Regions from separate parts of the Homo sapiens genome. Here region 1 is linked to region 2. A link is an interaction called in ENCODE POLR2A ChIA-PET data of the cell type or tissue named here. Cell type or tissue: GM12878. All regions are shown on one strand. Links, peaks and the distances in the headings refer to the core of each region. The heading gives the core; the rest is flanking DNA. Region 1 holds the start of LOC124900848 (a long non-coding RNA gene). Region 2 has its middle 190 kb from the start of LINC02383.

What was found. Peaks named below come from ENCODE experiments on the same cell type or tissue, not always from the same donor. Only the 100,000 strongest peaks of a DNase experiment are listed, where the experiment ranks them.
Region 1: POLR2A ChIA-PET joins it to region 2 with 6 read pairs; 2 of 35 experiments call an interaction of 5 or more read pairs at or near these places.

Annotation. Positions count from the first base shown.
Region 1 is chr4:43,761,507-43,765,918 of GRCh38, forward strand. It overlaps LOC124900848 (a long non-coding RNA gene), which reads left to right and starts at 1,989. Exons shown (of 2, transcript XR_007058445.1): 1 at 1,989-2,269; 2 at 2,956-4,412. RefSeq lists enhancers at 1,597-1,726, 1,797-1,866. In GM12878, for the core only: no CTCF peak of the experiment used is centred there; a DNase peak (open chromatin) is centred at 1,905; H3K4me3 peaks cover 1,251 bases; H3K27ac peaks cover 1,602 bases.
Region 2 is chr4:43,676,634-43,681,045 of GRCh38, forward strand. No RefSeq gene overlaps it. Among named protein-coding and RNA genes, the nearest start is that of LINC02383, 190 kb to the left of the region's middle. In GM12878, for the core only: no CTCF peak of the experiment used is centred there; no DNase peak of the experiment used is centred there.

The DNA.
Region 1 (4,412 bases), core at 72-4,071, 85 kb after region 2:
TCGGCCCACTGCAACCTTCATCTCCAGGGTTCAAGCAATTCTCCTGCCTCAGCCTCCAGAGTATCTGGTATTACAGGAGTGCACTACCACATCTGGCTAATTTTTTTGTATTTTTAGTAGAGACGGGGTTTCACCATTTTGGCCAGGCTGGTCTTGAACTCCTGACCTCAAGTGATCCACCTGCTTCAGCCTCCCAAAGTGCTGGGATTACAGGTGTGAGCCATCATGCCTGGCCCTAAATAAGATTTTTGATTGAAGATGTGTAAGCAGAAAAAAATTAAAATAATAAGGGAGCATGATAAGTGTAAAAATGGGCAAGGAATTCCTGAGAAAAGAGAATAAGAGAAGGAGGACAACTCCAAAATGTTTTACAAAACGAATCAAATTGAAATTTTTAAAAGCGTTTTGCTTTAGGAAAAAAAAAAACAAAAAAACAGCTAAAGTAAATATTTGTAAGGTGTTTGCCATCCAGTCAAGTAAAACAGATTGATTTTTATCTGTAAATTGTTTTTCACTGTGAAAATCAGCTGGCTTCTGTTGTTAGAAATCAGAACACAGTGCATTAGGCTGAATAAATGTGTTGCCTAGTAAACTGGCATGGAACTAAATTACATTCAACTGGTGAGTAGTTTAACGATTTTTTTCTGTAAGATGTGAACATGTATATCTCAAATGGTGTGTCTTACTCAGTCAAATTTGTAGACAGAGAGCTTATAAGCCTAACAGAAAGATAAGAGAAGTCATAAAAGTGATGAGGCAAAGCAGATATCCAAACAGCAAAAGTGTTCTAATTTATCTGTGAACATTTAACTGAAATTAATTCTTATATTGTGACAGCAAGTATCGACGGCCTGTATGCATGAGTTAGAGTCATTCATTGTGAGAATTATAAAGATGATCAATGACTTGGCTTTCTGACAAGTAATATTATGAATACATTAAAATTTCTTGTCCTATTCATGAAGTATCTATCCACTCATGAACACATCAGACATCCTGAATTGTCAGGTATACATACAGGTATACGTAAAAAAACACATATCGATTTAAATATAACATTTTGCAGCACTTATTAGGTGCCCTCTGACTATGTGGCCAATTAATATGAACTTGTGACAAATATACAAAAACTGTCAAGAAAGACTCCTTTTTGACTGCTAGAAAGGAAGATAGTGATGTATATAAAATCATATGTTGAACCAAATTGGTTGAACATATAAAATGTTTCTGGCATTTAGTAAGTGCTGAGGATAGAGAGACACCAAAAGACCACTCAGTCCTGTCCTCAAGAAGCATATAATACAGTTGGGATGGCAGATAAATAATTCGATATATAGGGTAGGATGTGATAAATAGTATTCATTTATTTCCTCCACAAATAGTTTTTAATAATATTAAACACTTAAACACAAGTTTAAAGGAGTGAAATTTAAGTTAGTAAAATTAGAAAATTCATAAATGTAAAATGAAGAAAATATAATATTTAGACATTATTATATGATATGTTATAATAATTATGGTTTATAATATATTATTATAATAGCCATTAGCAACATTAGTTAGGAAGTATGAGAGGAGAGATATTTAAAACAAATTGTGTATTTAAAAGAGAATTCTCTGTGGGGGAGGAGATACTATCTAGATTAGGTGGTAACACTGAGGTGAAGGGACTCTCCAGGCAGAGGAGGGAATACACATAAATAGAATGTGGTGGTTTTTTACTATAAGATTTTAGCCAAGCAGGCACGGAATTTTCTAGAACTACTTTCCCTGTATAATTAGGATTTGGCACAAAGAGCTTTAAGTGAGATTTGGAAGGTACAAGAGGAACAGCAGTCATTACAGAAGATTAGTACAAGCCTCCATGCATGGCCAACCCTTGGCACATTTGCTGCTGATTCACGGGCTTCTCTCACTGGTGTGCATAGACCCACAGCTCCTCTGCCTGCTGTCAGATCGCTTCCTTCAGCTTTTCCAAGTCCTGAGTCAGACACGTGTGCAACTCTGGGGTGAAAGACACCAGCTTCTTCTGCAGATTACCTGTATCATTTGGGTTTGAAGCATATTCTGATGTGTCTTTGTGAATACCAGTTTATTCTCAAGGATTTTAGGTTGTCTTTTCTTTTCTTTTTTTTTTTTTTCTATTTCGTTTAGAGCTTTTCTTCCTGATGGCTTATCTACCGATCAAAGCAACTTCTACCTCACCAGCAGATACAGAGGCAACTTCTTCCATAGATTTCTTCACCAGTTTTCCTTAGCTGTCTCCTTGGTAAGTGACTTTTCTCTGATGCTTCAACCGTCTCCTGGAACTTTACTTCACCCACTTTCCCCAGAATTTTGTAAGGCATAAATCCTTATAATGTGTTTTATTTTATATCACTCACAGTTGTTCTGGTTCCATGATTGAATCCTAACCTATACTTATGGTAAATAATTTAAAGTGTTCATCTAGCAACTATAAATAGATGGTGTGTCTAGAGGAGAGGATGAATGTGGGGAGTAGCAGAAAATAAAGCCAGAAAGAAACCACATTATAATCTATTTTTAGAGTAGGATTTTGGTTTCTATCTTCTACAAATGTCACTTGCTGCTTGTGAAAATGGATTGGAGTGGCTATATCTACAACAGAAAAAAACTGTAGATTAGACTATTGTACATTCAAGAAGATAATGTTAGAAATCTGTACACAGGTAAGAGGGTGGGTGGAGAGGCAGGGAGGGATCAGAGTGAAGTACAAATAAATCTGAATAAATATTTTAAAGTGTATTTGGTGCTTGTCTTGCCATGAGTCTTTGCACTAGCAAAGGTTTCCCAAACTCAAATCCTTGGTTCTGTTTTTCAAACTGCCTTTAAGACATAACATAGTGGATGTATTAATTTTATACCTTGTTGAATGTAAGTGAGTATGGATGGGCATACTGAATAAAAATATATTTCTTAACTCGTCTTTATCAGGAACATTTGAAATCCTCTGGTTCTTTGGCACCCAAATATGAAGGTCATTTCATCAAAGGCCTAAAATTTTCATAGAGAGGATTTGAGAAAGGTGATCTCAATAAAATACAAAAAAAAAAAGGAAGAAAAGCTACAGTAAAAGAAATATTGCTACTTATATATGCAAACGAAGACTGAGGACAACTATTATCAGCTTTCTACTCTTAAGAATTATTTAAGTTGCTACTCCTACTTCTACATTTGGACATTGGTTTACCATGCCATTTTTCCTTATATATATTTAAAAAATCTCTTAAAAATTAAAATGGTAGTATGCATGTTTTCAGGCCAAATATATATTTCCAAACTGTTCTAAATTTGTTACTACTGTGTTTTTACTCCTGAGTAATCAATAACATTGAGTAATAAAGACAGAATTATTTATGTATAAATAAAAATTCTCATGAGAATTTTTGTCTATTTTTCCTTTTCTGAGTTGAAAAGCAGCCATTTTCAACATAGCTAATTGTTGCTACAGTATCATTTTAAATTAATGTGGTACAGTGTATGCTGAAATAGCAGTGGAAAAATATTTAAGTTTTAACAATGCTCTACTCAGGTAAATATCCCTGCAGGAATCAAAATTAATAAATATTATCTTCAGTATACATAATACAATATAATATCTTTAATAGGAGTTGCCATTTTACTGAATATCTTCCATTTGATGTTTGTGAAAAGTTTGTTCATTGACATAGCTCAATAATATTCCATTTTACAAATATACCACAATTAATTAACCTATCCTTCTGTAGATAGACATATGGGTTTCTTTCCTTATTATACATCATATTAAACTTTTATATTATGAACAGTTCATTGAATCTATTGATCCATTTGTGGAGAATTTATATCTTTATGATATTGATTTTTCTTCCTAGAGGTATAATATGCCTTTCCATTTATTTGAATCATTTTTAATGTTTTAAAATTTAGATACATTTAATTAATGTGTGTGTATCTGTATGTAAGCTTACTGCAATGCTAAACAGGTAAATATTCAGAACACTCTGTAAAAAAAAAAAAAAGTTGAACTTCCACCTTAATTACTGACTTTTTTTTAATTAATTGTAAGCAGAAATGGGATACTGTTTTCTCTGCCACATTTCTGTCACCTGTGGTCATAATCCCTCGAGCTGTATAAGGGAAGTTGTCTGTTCAAATCATGCAGTGTTCTTATGTCACAAACCAAAACCTGAGTCTATTATGCTGAGCTAATCTGCTTTGACCTGGGTAATTTCCATCCTGGGTTGATCTGATCTGCCAGGAGGTTTGGCCGTCAGATTTTGGTGACTTCTGCTCCTCAGAGAATTCTCAGAATCCCAAATTGCACCCCATCTCACTAAGAGTGTGGAGAGGAAAAGACAGAAGGATAGAAAAAGAGAAGGAGGAGGAAAAGGAAGTATCTATCTACATGT
Region 2 (4,412 bases), core at 201-4,200:
CAAGTTATATGCTTTTATTCAGAAATAATCATCATACTATGATGATCTCTTTCTCTGTCTCTGTCTCTCTCTCTCTCTCTATCTATCTCTTCAGATTATACTGACATCTAGCAGAACCCAACCCCAAAAAATAACATACAGAGGAAGTCAGATCTCATTATGACGGGTGGAAAAAATAAAATGTCTGAAGATTGGAGAGCAGCTACAGAGTGCTGCACCATTTCTTTAAGAGAACAATTAATTCTGAGAATCTTAATGTGGAAGATAATGAATAAATATAGTTTAATTTATATTTTCTGTGTCTGTCTCTCCTATAAGCCACAAAGCTTCTTGCTATTAAAAATATAAATGTTACAACGTTTGTAAAACTGTTTATTCATCTGTAAAATGAGAATCATGTTGGCTATATACATGTCGAGATTTTTGTAAGGATTAATATGTGAGGAGGTACATATCACATTCAAAATGGATATGAACATTCATTTGGGAATAAGTAATATAAAAAGCTTTATGGTAGGTAATGTTTATTGAATTATTTCCAGTTTGATCACTTCAATTTCCATATAAGATTATTTCAAATACTACCAACTATGCTTTTATCATGTCTTGTCTAAAACATTGAATTTCATTTCATTTGCCTCTATGCTAGAAGGGCAACCTATTCTTTATCCCCATTTTGGAACTTTGTATGAATATGTAATGCCTGGAGCTCAAACTTCACAGTTATAGAAAAGACGGAAATCTTTAATTTTGTTCTAGACCTTGACACCAGGGCTGTATGCTAATCAACTGTGGCAATTATTTCTGTGTAATTTACTAATTTCAGTTAAGACCACTTAGTTGGCCAGTGAAGTCCCTCAGTGTCAGAAGCCAAGGCATTTATTTCTGAGCAGTAATAATAGCTTCTAATAGCTATGTTAATATCCTACGGGAAGTAGAAGCCTCAGTGCCCTCTTCAATAATTAAAACAATTTTTTGTGTAAATTCATTAAAACAGAATGTACATGGGGCCTAGAAGATGCTTGGCATGTGGTAGGTACTAAAATGTTTGTTGACAGTATCTAGAAATAAATAAGTATTTGAAAGTTTAATGCATCTACATATATCATTTTCCATACTGGGATAATTTTAAAAGTCAAAAGAAAATCTATCAGTGAAACAGGCATAAACAGGGTCTGTCTTAGGTGAAATAGGATTTATGTGAATGCTAATGAAAATTTATATGTTTTAGTGGTCTACATCTTTTGGTGTATTAGACAGTTGCACTTTATAGAAGCCAAATACTTAAACAATATGGAATATTATCTTTGAACCTAGTAATTACTTTGAGAACTCAAAAATCAACATGTATATTTTTCTATTTTCAGAAGTCAGCTCTAAATTTGTTCCTCTAGAGTAACATGATGACCATTCTGGCTGAGCATTACTGAAAATGTGTAGGTTATGACTGAAAAAACCATTCAGAGAGAACTTAACTTCAAATCTTTGTATAGTGTGTGTTCATGGGATAAGTAAAAGATAAATTTGCAAAGCCACCCAAAGTTTTTGGATTTTCATGATTAGTTAAGTCAATTTTAATATCAGCTTCTAGGGGCTTTGTAATCAAGTTATTCAGAGAAACAACGTTCCGGATGAAAACAAAATTAATCTTCCACTACAGATGTGTCTTTTGGGGTCTTTTTCTGTCAATAAATTTTGTTAATTGAGAAAAATAATACATACTATATGCTAATCTTTATTTTCTTTTGAAATTATATATTTCTTGGTCATACATTTAAAGGATAAGTTTGCAACTGAAGCTTAGAGAATTTTATCAGTTTAGGATTGAATGATTTGAGAAGGGGATGATTATTTCATGATCATTTTGGTAAACTGCAGCCTGGATATTATTTAATTAGAGGCAGTCCATAACTCTAGCTCCTGGAGGAAAAATATGGCAGCCTAGTCCTTTAAATCTTGAGGCTCTAAAACTAAAATATTATTAGTACCATTGAAATAAGCATTTGAAATTTTACCACCTGCCACTCATGGTTACAATTTCAAGTGGTTTTCATATTTTGATTATGAAAGGTGAGCACAAGTACTATTATCAGTGACATAAGAAGCTTATTTTATATCATAAATTGTGATCATAATTTGATGATACTTTTATCTCACAGTAAATATCATTTTTTTAAAGTCTTAGTTTTATCTCAATGTAACTGACATTCCCATTGTAGTTTTACATTACTCTTGCTCTTTAAATTATTCCTTGAATAAAATGGTACATTAAAAATCTTTACAGAGCAACTTATTCTAATCACTCCATTTAAATTTTTATTTCTTATGTTTTATAACTAATGAATTATGTAGTTTACTCTTAGTAGTAGAGGAATCTCCAGAGTAATATTTACTTAGTACTATGGTCTTCCATTACACAGATGAGTTAAAAACTCTGAATCATTTGTACGCCTTTAAATTGTGTTTCTGGATGAATTATGTCTCAGTTGAATTCCTAATTTTGAGAATATGTTGGTAACTTCAACGTGCTTTATTCAGTTTAAATTAAAATCAACCACAGCAGGGTGCAGTGGCTCACGCCAGTAATCCTAGTGTTTTGGGAGGTTGAGGTGGGAGGATCACTTGAGGCCAGGAGTTTGAGAACAGCCTGGACAACATAGCAAGAGCTCATCTCTACAAAAGCAATTTAAAAAATTAACCAGACATTGTCACATATGCTTGTAGTCCTGGCTACTGGGGAGGCTAAGGTGGGAGGATCACTTGAGGCCAGTTGTTTGAGATTACTGTGAGCTATGATCACACCACTGAACTCCACACTGGGCAACAGAACAAGACCTTGTTTTTTGTTTTTGTTTTTAAATCAACCACAAAAATTCAGTGTAACCCATAATATTTAACACCTATTTGACACTTATTCTGAATTAAGCATTATTGCAAGTGCTTCATGGGGTTGGCAAACTACATCTCACAGGCCAGGTTCAGCATTGCTGTTTGTTTTTATAGATACAGTTTTCTTTTAAGTTGGCCACACCTATTAATTTTCGTATTTCCTATCACTGCTTTCATGCTACCACAGCAGAGTTGACTAGTTACCACAAAGACTGTATGTCCTATAAAGCATCAAATATTTACTATATGATCCTTTATAGAAATAGTTTGCTAACCACTATATTAGCATTTTGATCTCCTCACCAACCCTACAAAGTGTTATTATCACCATAATCTCTGTTTTAAAGAAGAAAATGGTGTATGTAACTTGTCCAAGTTCATGCTTCCATTAAATGGAAGAACACGGATTTATTCAGGCAACTGGTTCCACCAGTCCCCATTCTCAACTATGCCAAACTGCACCTCACATGGAGCATTATGTCTCTCACCTACAAAGGAGCAATTATTCCAACAGACATTAGTTTATTTTTTTAAAAATTAGCTGGGCATTAATCGTTTTCCCCCAAAGCATAAAATTTGTTGCAATTGTAGATTGGGGATTAAGACTAAACTTCTGGCCACTTGGCATTGTTTGCATTGATTTCTGATAGCAAAATTCTCCATATTTGTAATATAAAACAGATCTTTTATATGTTCTCAGTAAATAGTAATAGAAGAATTTGATGTGAATGATATATATATAACATTATATATGATATCTATAGTTTAGCTGGCCTAAGACAAATAACAATGAAAAAAGCAATTATAAAAAGAGTCTGTACCCTCAAATATTTCCTTGTCTCCACAGCAGTTATGGAAGACGCTTAGAAAATGATAGTAATTAGTGAAAATAATAAAAAACACTGTCATCAGAATCAAAATTTTAGGTAATGGTTATAGCTTACTTGGGGAGACCTTATCACTATTTAAACCACTTATCCACACCCAAACCCTTTGGAAAATTAAAATTTTGCACTAATAAGAGAAGGATTTTTGCAGCTGCCAGCACATGATGGACTTCCCAATAACAGGCAGGATGAATGTTCTTTTTCACAGTTGGAGCACGGTTCCCATGGCAACACTTGCTGTATGCATTCAAATGAAACTTCTCTTTTTCCCTTCAAGAATCTTTCCCTTTTCTTCTCCCTAGCCTAACATTTTTCATTAAACATAAAAACCTTGATCTTTAAAAGGCTAAAACCTACTGGTGAACTCCACTTTTCCATTTTCCTGGTATGAAATTTAGAAGGAAAATATGCACACTAAAATTTGACTGGATGTTGATTTTCTTCCTTATTATGTCACATGCAGAATACTCAAAACTATCTTTGACTAAGGAAAATGTCCAAATTTAACTGTGACTTAGAAACCTGAGTTTTGCATACATGCAACAATATATTAGGGGCTCTTGTTCTATTGCCTGAAGATAAAATATAATACAGAATACAGGGACTGTGTTGAGAGCAGACTGTGTTGCACATATT